Linked DNA regions of Homo sapiens: region 1 is linked to region 2. The links are chromatin loops, found by intact Hi-C in ENCODE. Cell type or tissue: PC-9. All regions are shown on one strand. Each heading gives the region's core, and the rest is flanking DNA. Links, peaks and the distances in the headings are about the cores only.

Region 1 (5,386 bases), core at 161-5,160, 530 kb before region 2:
TCAAGGAACATGCAAAGAGGCAGCCTGTGTATAACATGACGAAGGATGGACAAATTAACTGATCTTCAAATCCCTTTGAACTGAAATTAAATCATTCTGACAATGGATACTCCAGTATTTCTCTGTATCTTCTTCACATTTGCTTTTTAAAATGTCATTTTTTAACATATATTGTTTTAATAACTGTTCTGGATTAAATTTGGTTTAGAAATAATTTTCAGTTTGTTTGTGTGCTGCTTTATGTAATAAAATGAGATAGTAAATATTTAAAATGTTAATGAGTTTTAAAACATTATAAACCTCAGGAAAATCAAAATCTAGTAACTCATCTGTCAGGCCATAGGCACGGTGATTTAAATTGAGATCACTAACAAATGTAAATGGATTATTAGATGTCAAATACTTTTACTTTCCATTGTAATTCAAATTGAATGTGGGTAAGGCTTAAACATCACCATAAACACTATTTGCTCTAGAGTGAACCTCCTTATAAGAATTACTGGTCTTGGAACTCAACCAAGGGAACTTAGTTACTGAATTGCTATCAGGAGACCCAGGGTGAAGTGATTCTCCCTGTTAAGTGACTCTAATAGTGGTAGAATCCAGCTCTTTTGTTTTAGGCAGTAGTATATTTATGTCAAATCATTATACTTCATATCCAAAAAAGATGCAGGGAAGCTTCCAAGTTTACTAATGCCATCTTGACTGACATTGAGTAAGTTCTCCTTTCTTTGCAATTTTCAGCTCAATAGTATCTTACAGCGCAATGTGCCAGGAAGTCTACCAACTTGAAACTAAGCCTTTCCTGCTATAAATTAAACGTGTTTCCTCCTTGGTACAAACCAAATGCTTAATTATCTCTCTCCTCTTTCACAATCCCTTCATAGAGGCCAGGGCTCTTTGATCTTGCTATTTTTTTCCACCTCTAGAAATGGGCATTATTTTAAAACTTCCACCAGTTTTATGGTTCATCTGGAGTCTACACCAACTTAAAAACTGGGCAGAGTATTCACGTTGATGTCTGAGTGTTTACTATGTGCCAGGATTAATGTTCACAATATCGTGTGATACATATATTATTACCTCATGAATCCTCACAGCAATCTTAAGAGGTAGTTCTGTTATCCTCCTTTTACAGGTGAGGAACTTGAGGCAGAGAGAGGCTAGGTAAATTGCCCAAGGTCACGTTGCGCAAATTCCCCAAAGCAGAATGTGTGCTCATAACCATTGCTCTGCACTCCTTGTCCGTTACTTTAAGCTTGCTGGTTTGGTTACCCAATTCCTAAACACTGATGACCAACATATACTAAATTGCCTCTGGAACATTATTCTGGTAAGTAGTATTATTGAAGTCTAAAAGCAGGTTTACCCATGAAACACATTCAAGTAATCTGAGAATTTATGCTCTAGGCCTGGCGTAGCAGCTCACATCTGTAATCCCAACAATTTGGGAGGCTAAGGCGGGAAGATCACTTGTGCCTAGGAGTTTGAGACCATCTGGGGAACACAGCAACACCTCATCTATACCAGAAAAAACAAAGAAAGCCAGGAATGGGGGTGTGCACCTGTAATCCCAGTTACTTGGCAGGCTGAGGTGGTAGGACTGCTTCAGCTTGGGAGGTCGAGGCTGCAGTTATCCACGATCGTGCCACTGCCCTCCAAACTGGGTGACAGAGCAAGCAGAGACTCTGTCTGAAAAAAAAAAAATGAAAGAAAGAGAAAGAGAGACAAAGAAACAAAGAAAGAAAGAAAGTAAGTTATGCTCTAAACACATCTCCTCATCCAGCACAATCTCCTCCCAGACCACTCCCACCCAGTTTTGTGGATTTCTTTTTTCAAATGATGATTTTGATATTCCACCCCTTTTTCATGTTGAAAATATGGTATATATACACCAAGGAATACTATATGGCCATAAAAAAGAAGGAGTTTGTATCCTTTTGCAGAGACAGAGATGGAGCTAAAGGCCATTATTCACAGCAAACTAATGCAGGAACAGAAAACCAAATACCACATATTCTCACTTATAAGTGGGAGCTAAATGATGAGAACACATGGACACACAGAGGGCAACAAGACACATGGGCCTTTGAAAGGGTGGAGAGAGGGAGGAGGAAAAGGATCAGGAAAAATAACTAATGGGTACTATGCTTAATACCTGGGTGATGAAATAATCTCAACAACAAAACCCCCAGGATACAAGTTTACCTATGTAACAAAGCTGCACTTGTACCCCAGAAGTTAAAAGTTAAAAAAAAAGAAAACATTGAATTCTACTTTAACTATCAGATATTGTCTGTGCAGCATTTAAAAATGTACTAAAGCAGCCAAGCCAAGTGGGAGATAAAAATAATAATAATAAAGGTAAAAAAATGTAATGTACTAAAAATATGGAGATTATATAGAGATTATATAGAAAACCATAGAAAATTTAGAGTAGCATTGGTAACTGAAAAGTAAAATAACAATCAATAAAATGATAAATATAAAAATAATATATTATTCTGAATTGTTCATAAGATAGACTAAAAAGATTTCCTAAGGAACAATTTTCTACACATTATACTCAGCCACTGCATAGTATAAATGTGTGTTTTCAGATAATTGGGACAAACCTAATAACTTTGAGATAATAGAAATCAAAACAAACTGAAATCCTAGTTTGAAGGCTAAGACTATAATTTCAGTAAGTCTAAATTTAGTGCTTAATCCACTAAGGAGTGTCCTTGGCAGTGAAATTGAGATACAGTACACACCAGTGACCTCTTCGTGTCACTGGTGAGCTTTCCTTGGCTCCCTTCTACCTATCTCTTCAACGGGTTCCCACTCCAGTGCTATCGGTGTGCTTGCAAAGGCAAGAGCTAAAGAGAACAGGTTTTTTAAAAAAATTTTAAATCACAGCTAATCTTTTCCCAAGACAAACAGTATTCAGTGTGAAAAGAAAGCTCCTGGTTAATTTATGTCGCTTAGAAAACTGAAACAGATAAAGGAATATCCTTTAAAAATCACCACCTGACTGTAATATAATCAGGAACTGGGTAAATTCAACAATAGAAGGAAGTCAAATAGACTGACCTTTCCCAAGTTGTTTTAAAACTGACATGTGAGTGGAAGTTACTGGTGTGGTTTTGTTGTCGCTTCTTGTTTTCCTAAGGAATTTGGAATCTGAGCAGGGAAGTCGCCTGTTCTTTAAACTAGCAGTAGAACAAGAAAGAATACACCCATCCTTCTGGGGGATAAAAAAATTAAGTTATTCTAGCTGGAATGCACCTCCCCAAAAGAGATAGATAAAATCACCAACCAAGAATTTAAACAAGAAGTATTATTTATCTCTTACTGTTGGCCCATACTGTCCTAAATATTGGTAGTGATGAAGGGAACAATTGTGCAAAAGGAGTATTGAAACACAGGAGTTCATAAATGGTCTCTTCTCTCAAGAAGTTTACAGTCTAACTCAAAATTGTTGTATTTTAAGCATGTTTGGAAGTATTTAATTTTTTGCCTCATTGTTATTTGTCATTCTAAAAGTTACTGCTATAATGGCTACAGAAACTGTGGTTCCTGAGTTTTCTGACATAGAACCAATATATTGTTATATGTTACATATTATTTTGTCTTTTCATATAAATACATCAACAAATTACCAAAATGTAGGGGCTATTGCTAAGCCATCTGCTTTAATTTGGGTTTATAAAATATGATCACTAGAACTATGCCCCAGGTTTTTAAGGGTGCCTATCCAATTTATATTTTTCAGTCAAAAAGTAATGTCTCCAAATAAAACAGCATCAATAGCTTTCCAACAGCCAGTATTAGAAGCAGAACTCCATGGTCAGTCATTCTAGTCTAGGTTGTATCTTCACCCAGAATTGTTTCATGTTTGAAATCTTCAACTTCAAACCAATAATCAAATTATTTTCTGTTCATCTAACTTCACTACCTCCTCTCCCATTACCATCTCTGAGTCTGTATGGGTGCTGCTGAGTTTCCATTGTCTCCTGTTTCTTCTGGGTTTCCATGCAGGACTGCATGGTCAATGGCTTTTAACATCTCTCACATCAGTGTCCTTTCACATTCCTTCATCCTCCTCCCACACCTGTGCTGTTCATCCTCAACCCTGTGTCAGTTCACGATCTGTTTCCTCTGTAACTGAGTAGGCAGACAAAAATCTCATCGCTGTGTTGATGACAGTGTGGCAAATTCATGTATTTTTTGACCTGGCTATTCTACTTGTTCTTACTTTTTAAATTCATTTCCTATGGAAATGCTGTTAACCTTTTTCATTCTCTTCAAGTCTTCCTCTTTATTCTCAAAAAATCATATTTCAGAGATAACTTTGCCTCTTCTTTCACATAAAAAATAGAGGCTACATGCAATGGCTCATGCCTATAATTTTAGCACTTTGGGAGGCTGAGGCAGGTGGATCACCTGAGGTCAGGAGTTCAAGACCAGCCTGGCCAACATGGTGAAACCCCATCTATACTAAAAATACAAAAATTAGCCTGGGGTGGTGGCACTCTCCTGTAGTCCCAGTTACTCAGGAGGCTGAGGCAGGAGAATTGCTTGAACCTGGGAGGCAGAGGTTGTAGTGAGCTGAGATCACACCACTGTACTCCAGCCTGGGCGACACAGCAAGACTCTCTCTCAAAGAAAAAAAAAAGAAAAGAAAAAAAAGAAAACCATCAGGTTCGATCCTTTTCAGTCTTCTTACTGCAACTTGCCAATATTTATAGGTCATCATTTCACTCTTCAAGACCTAGCTCAAAAGCCATCCCTTTGTTGTGGCCACCCTGGATCATTCTCTTCCTCTGTCAGTCACATTGTGAATATAATCACTATCAAAATGATAGATATTTTAGGAATGTATTTCAAATTTCCTGCTTTCTACCAAATATCTCTTAATTTTTAGTTCAGGAAATGTAGCCTATAATACTTGTTATAATTTTTAGAGTTTAACTTTTAAAATAAGGTAATACATTCATATTATTCAAACTTCACCAGGCACAAAGATAAATTAGTGACCATTCTTACACTCTTGTGCTTAACTACACAGTTTCTTGTGTATTTTCTAAAGATATTAATGTAATATGTAAGTAATTAATCTTGCATCTTCCCCTGTGCCCATACTTTTTGCATACATACATAGTATATTATATTATGTACGTATCACTATACTGTACTGATATACACCCATCACTTAACAATAGGTACTAGAAATGATTCCAAATCCATACATAAAGTATTACCTCTTTCTATTTTATAGATACATAGTATAGATTAGAGACTGCCACAAATTCCTGGCCACTTCTCTAATTAAGAGGTAGAGTCCACTTTTCTCCCGTTGTATCTGGGCTGGCTCTGAAACTTATTTTTCTCTATAGAATGA
Region 2 (5,386 bases), core at 141-5,140:
GCAGGGCGAAGCACAAAAGGACTCTTAAGGCTTCTGCATGGTGGTGATCATATTGCTTCTGCTTACTATTAGCTGCTGTAAATTACATGCCAAGCCTTACTTCAAAGGTACAGGAAAGCATAACCCTCTCCTAATGAAAGACAGTGGATATTGGTAATGAGTAATCCAATCTTTCACAGAGTCTAGTAAATAATGGATGCTTTTAGAATTTAGTAATCTGAGTAATGAAGAAAATGTCAAATGATTCCTGTATATTTCATTCAGCACCTATTTATTAGATGTTTTCAATATCAGGCAGTACACTAAGTACTACATAATAAGGCAAATGAATGGATAATATATTAATATATCAAAGTGTTTGCACTGAAAGGAATATGTTTTATTTTTTTGAAGAAACTTGTGTTTAAGTTAATTCATTTGCCAAAAGCAGAGCAAAGCTACCATGTTGCCTGTATTAGTTCCCTATTGCTGCCTGACAATTTATTGCAAGCTTAGTAGCTATAAAATATCACAAATTTATTATCTCGTAGTTTCTGTTGGGCAGAATCTTGAATGACATAGCCAAATTCTCTGCTCAGGGTCTCAGCAGGCTGAATGAAGGTGTCAGCTCGGGCTGTGGTTCTCATTTGAGTCCTGGAGTCCTCTGCTAAGTTCAGTAATTGTTGGACATATCCATTTCCATGTAGTTGCAGGACTGAGGCCCTATTTTCTTGCTGGTTGTTGGCCAAGGACCTCTCTCAGCTCCCAGAGCCCACCCTCAGTTCCTTACTACATGGCCTCCATAGGCAGTTCATAGTATGGATGCCTGCTGTCTTCCAAGTCAGCCAGAGCATATACCTCTGACATGCACTCCTTCGATCAGCTGGAGAAAACTCTCTGGCTTTGAAATGCTCATGGGATTAGATCAGGCTCACCAGATAATAGCTGTAATTTAAGGACAGCTTATTTGGGATCCTAGTCACATCTCCAAAATTCTTTCATAGCAGCAACTAGATCAGCATTCGATTAAATTACTGGGAAAAATGTGTGTGTGTCAGGGGCTGGGAAGCTTGGAGGTCTCTTAGAATTCTGTCTACCCCCTGACCTCACTGCAAAATGGTGGGTGTTAGTGTAGAAAAAAAAAAAAGGTAATAGTTTTTCCTCATGCATCACAAGGTTTATGGCTGAGACCCCTATAACAAAAGACAGATTAACAAAAGAAAAGCATATATATTTATTTAATACAAATTTTATGTGACATGGTAGCCTTCAGAAATAAAGACCCAAAGAAACAGGGAAAACTATATTTTTATGGACAGTCACGCAGAGAGGTATGATTAGAGAACAAAAGAGTATGATCTAATGGTAATAAACTGGGGGGACTTAAGAAGGCCGCTTTGTCCCAATGCTTCTTAATATCTCTGTGACATTCCTTTTTCCAGGAATACAGAGGACTCCTCTGGAATGAGAGGTTTATGACCTATTTTCAGGGGAGGTTTTATGGCCTGCTTCGGGGGCAAAGGTACAAGTGGAATTCTTTCTATATCCTACTTCTGCTGTTTCCTCACATGCTAGGGTGCCATATTTTTGTGTAGCATGTCCTGAACTCTGTTGTTATTTCAGTTTGCCTATGGCAGGATTGATGAGGTAGGGCCTGTTCTAGAGTAAGTGGCTCTCCTGGGTAAGAACTGGAATTATTAGGAGGGGTATCTTTTGAGGACATTTGTGATGGGTTTGCTCAGTGACTGGTGAGACCCTAGTTGTGTGCTCCCAAGCTGGATTCTCTATGAGTAACACTGAAATTATTGAATCCCTTAAATTCCTAGAGGGTTACTGCATTAGTCAGAGTCCTGGCAAGAAGCAGACAAAATTTTCAAACTGGGTAACTGAAGAGAGTTTAATAAAGGGTTATTTTTTTATTTAGGTGTGGGCAGAGTGTAGGAAGCCAACAAGGGATCGTTATTTCTCCTAGGCTGAAAAGGGGAAGGGGAGAGTGGGACTGGGAATCTGGAGAGGGGAGTTGTGTGGAAAGGGCTCTGACAGGAGCTATAGCCTTTGGTAGAAAGATGCCACCAGTCCATGGAAACTAGGCAGGAAAGTAAAGGGAAACAAATAGCCTAGTCTCTTCCTTTAATCCTCTTATCTCTTGCCAAGAGGGCAAAAGAGCCTGTTTGTCCAGTCCTCAGAGGTCAGCTTCATGGGGCAAGAACAGGGTGGAGAAAGGTAGGGAGGAGATCTAGAAAGGCAAACAAAAAGATAGGTAGCATGATTACTAAAGACATATTTCTTGGCTGTGGTCAGGGTCACAGCTTCCGTTGTGACTCACAGATGAAGTCTCTTTATCTGTGCTTCATAGAGTGTTTTAGTTAGCTTGGTTATAACTCTATCCCACTATGCAATATCATTAACATATATGTCTGTCATTCCCGCTATTTTGTGAGCTTCCTGAGAGCAAGGGCCATGCCTTATTCATCTTTATACATGCAGTGTCTATGTGCTTGGCCCACAGTAGATGATTAATGAATGCTTGTGGGATTATGAAGATATGAAGTCAATGGTGAACAATTATTAAAGTCCTACAAGTAAATTGGGTAATAGGGGCATAAGCAAATGCACAACACTCTTACTGCTCTCTAAGATGTTCTATTACATATTGGCTGATGGAGTTAGAAGATACACTTACCATTGCTGCAACAAATCTCCTGATACTATGAAAATTTGATGTTCTATTTTCATTTTCTACTTAAAGGTCATTAATTTCAGGTTGTACTACACGTTTCATTTAATGAGCACTAGAATCTATCAACAGAGAAGGAGGAACAGCAAATGCAGGGCAAATGAGACAGCTCAGAGCCACTAGTCATCAAACTCAGTTGGCTGTCTGCAGAGTGCAATGACTTTGGGATAAGACGTGATGCTTTACCTTCCTGCCATTGTCACATGTGGTTCTTGTTGCCAAACAGGGAGTAGAGTGTGCTAAGTCTATGAAAAAACTGTTTTCTTCTGTTTTACTTTTTGACATTTTCAAAGCACTAGATAAGGATAAATGTGGTCAGCTTGATGTATGATTGTTTTGGTTCACGTAGAATCATATGCTGAAGAATCACAGGGACTGACAGGGGAAAAATGTAAATGTCATAGTTTTGCTAATTACTTTAGCATGTGTTTCTTCCACATGTCTGAAAGCAAATGTAATTGAGGGTTGTGGTTTCTGGGGCATGGCCAAAAGTACAATGTGACTAACAACTGAGGAAAATATCATGGTTTATCATGTGGTAGAGGATCTGTTATCGTTTTCTTCCCCTCCCCCACAAAGTAAAGATTTTTCCAATATTTAAGGATGTTACTGGAGTATGAAAGAAGAATTATACAAATTGAATCCTGGGATTGGTATTTTTATCGGGTAAGAAAAAAAACATATAAAATGCAGTTTTAAGTTCAGTGGCTGTTCCATTCCATCCTAGAGGTTTCTATTGCAAAAAGTGGATTTGCAAACAAGAAAACAGCTCTTTCAATTCTTTAAACATTTCAACGATGATAAGGGTCTTTCTCAAGCAAATAAATCTCAGGAAATTCAAATACTAGTATGAAACCATAATCTCCCTTCACCTTGTTGCTTCAAAGCCTAGTAACTCTATTGAGAACTCCTGAAAACCAGTGGGTGATCTGACCCCAAGGCTTCATATACTATTTCTTATTTTTATCACAGGAATTTCACAATTTAAAGGCAAGGTTAAAAAACAGTCTATTTTCTCTCTTAAGCAAGTGATCAGGTTGCTTTGTGAACAAAGCAAAAGGCTGAGCTCACATGGAACACTTTTGAAATCTTCCTGGTTTGGGATGGACTGCAAATGCTATTAGTATATTTCCTGGTATTTTAGATGCCTATGAATTGCACCGTAATGAAATCTTTGAATAACAAGCATCTGGTAGCCAGAGCCCACAAAGACTTTCCTATATTATGCAGAACCTTCTGCTACTTTTGAGGCTGTTCTCTTGGTCTTTTAGACTATATCTTTTTCCCTTTATTTCCCCACATGTTTGGGAGTCACAAGTATTTTTGTCACATTTATCACTGACTGTACATAGGTGACTAAACTGGTCATCTGCAGGTCCAGCAGGTTGTGAGAAGAAACTGGGTGATGTATATTCCCCTTTCTCTCCCATATCAAACACCACACCCTCATCCCTGCCCACTAGCCCTATAACTGCTGACTATAAGCTGCAGAAGCAAATGGAAAGTCTATTCTACCAGTGGATTGAGGGGTGTTGGGACTCAGAAAACAATAACCCAAATGAAGGCTTCAGAAGCAGCCTCAGAAGCAAAAGATTTTCTCTGACCTTCTCCTGCCCTCCTGTTTCATAGTCCCACTCTCCCTGGAGGACTATCATAGAAACTAGAATCTCTTTTCTGCGAGGCAAGTCATAGAAGCCAGAACCGCTTTTCCCCAAAGCCAACCATAAAAACCTAAAAATATTACTTTAACTCCCTCCTGACATCTTTCTGTGTAAAAACTGGCCATAATTTATCTGATATACCTTGTTTGACTGTAGGTCATAAGACCCCCATTCCAGAGATGGTCCTGCCTCATACCTAGAAGGAAGAAATACATGCTCAAAGGGGCCAAGAAGAATACAGACAGACAGGCCTTGCTGGCTTTCCTCACTCGATCTATTAGCATGAGATCATACCCTTCTTGTCCAATCATATTTCTACACAATCATCCATACTTCATTTAACCTAAGCATAAAATGAACAATTTCTTCTGTATCTTTGGGTTTCTATTCTGAAGGCTCCTGCGTATGCACATTAAATAAATTTGTAAACCTTTTCCCCAATTAATCTACCTTTTGCAAGTTGATTTTTCATAGAAACTTGAGAGGACCAAGGGGAAAGCTCTCCCTTGGCCCCTGAAAAGGAAAGGTTCTAATGTGTTATTGAGAGTAATGTCAGATAAGAAAATCCAACTAGAGAGCAGAGGAAAGGAGGAAAGCTGGAATAGGGGTTCTAGCTTCTTTAGGGAGTTGAGTGTGGGCCATGAAGGGCCTGAAATATTATTCAGGTACCTGCTTGTATTATCCCATATGCTATTTTTTTTTTTTCCTGAAAAGAGAGTTAAAACTTACAATTAAATTCAAAAAGGGTTTGGGCTACACAAAGTTTTAAGGCTGATTATTGTCAAGAAAGTAAGTTTAGTTAATTGATTTATATTTTACAAATCCAGGAGAGAAGGAGGAATGGAAGGAAGTAAGAAATAATACAGGTAGGATAAATAAGAAGAAAATAGGCATTAGAGAGATACTAGCATTTTATTCCTTTTATCAGTTACTTAATACTTGGTCTGGTGAAATGGGATCTGGGGATAGACACCATTTCTACCAGACAATATGCATGTGTTTTAGAGAT

The links. Hi-C counts contacts between places; a loop is a spot of excess contacts. Peaks named below come from ENCODE experiments on the same cell type or tissue, not always from the same donor. Only the 100,000 strongest peaks of a DNase experiment are listed, where the experiment ranks them.
Region 1: a loop joins it to region 2, with 3 times the contacts of the local background. A loop is called at or near these places in 1 of 110 quality-filtered maps.

The regions. Positions count from the first base shown.
Region 1 is chr6:113,877,080-113,882,465 of GRCh38, reverse strand. LOC124901382 (a long non-coding RNA gene) reads right to left here. Exons shown (of 3, transcript XR_007059716.1): 2 at 1-1,692. Among named protein-coding and RNA genes, the nearest start is that of MROCKI, 6.4 kb to the right of the region's middle. In PC-9, for the core only: a CTCF peak has its summit at 2,753; a DNase peak (open chromatin) is centred at 2,805; H3K27ac peaks cover 1,051 bases.
Region 2 is chr6:113,349,136-113,354,521 of GRCh38, reverse strand. All of the region lies in intron 3 of LOC107986637 (a long non-coding RNA gene), which reads left to right. Among named protein-coding and RNA genes, the nearest start is that of LINC02518, 82 kb to the left of the region's middle. In PC-9, for the core only: no CTCF peak of the experiment used is centred there; DNase peaks (open chromatin) are centred at 1,771 and 2,191; H3K4me3 peaks cover 874 bases; H3K27ac peaks cover 4,548 bases.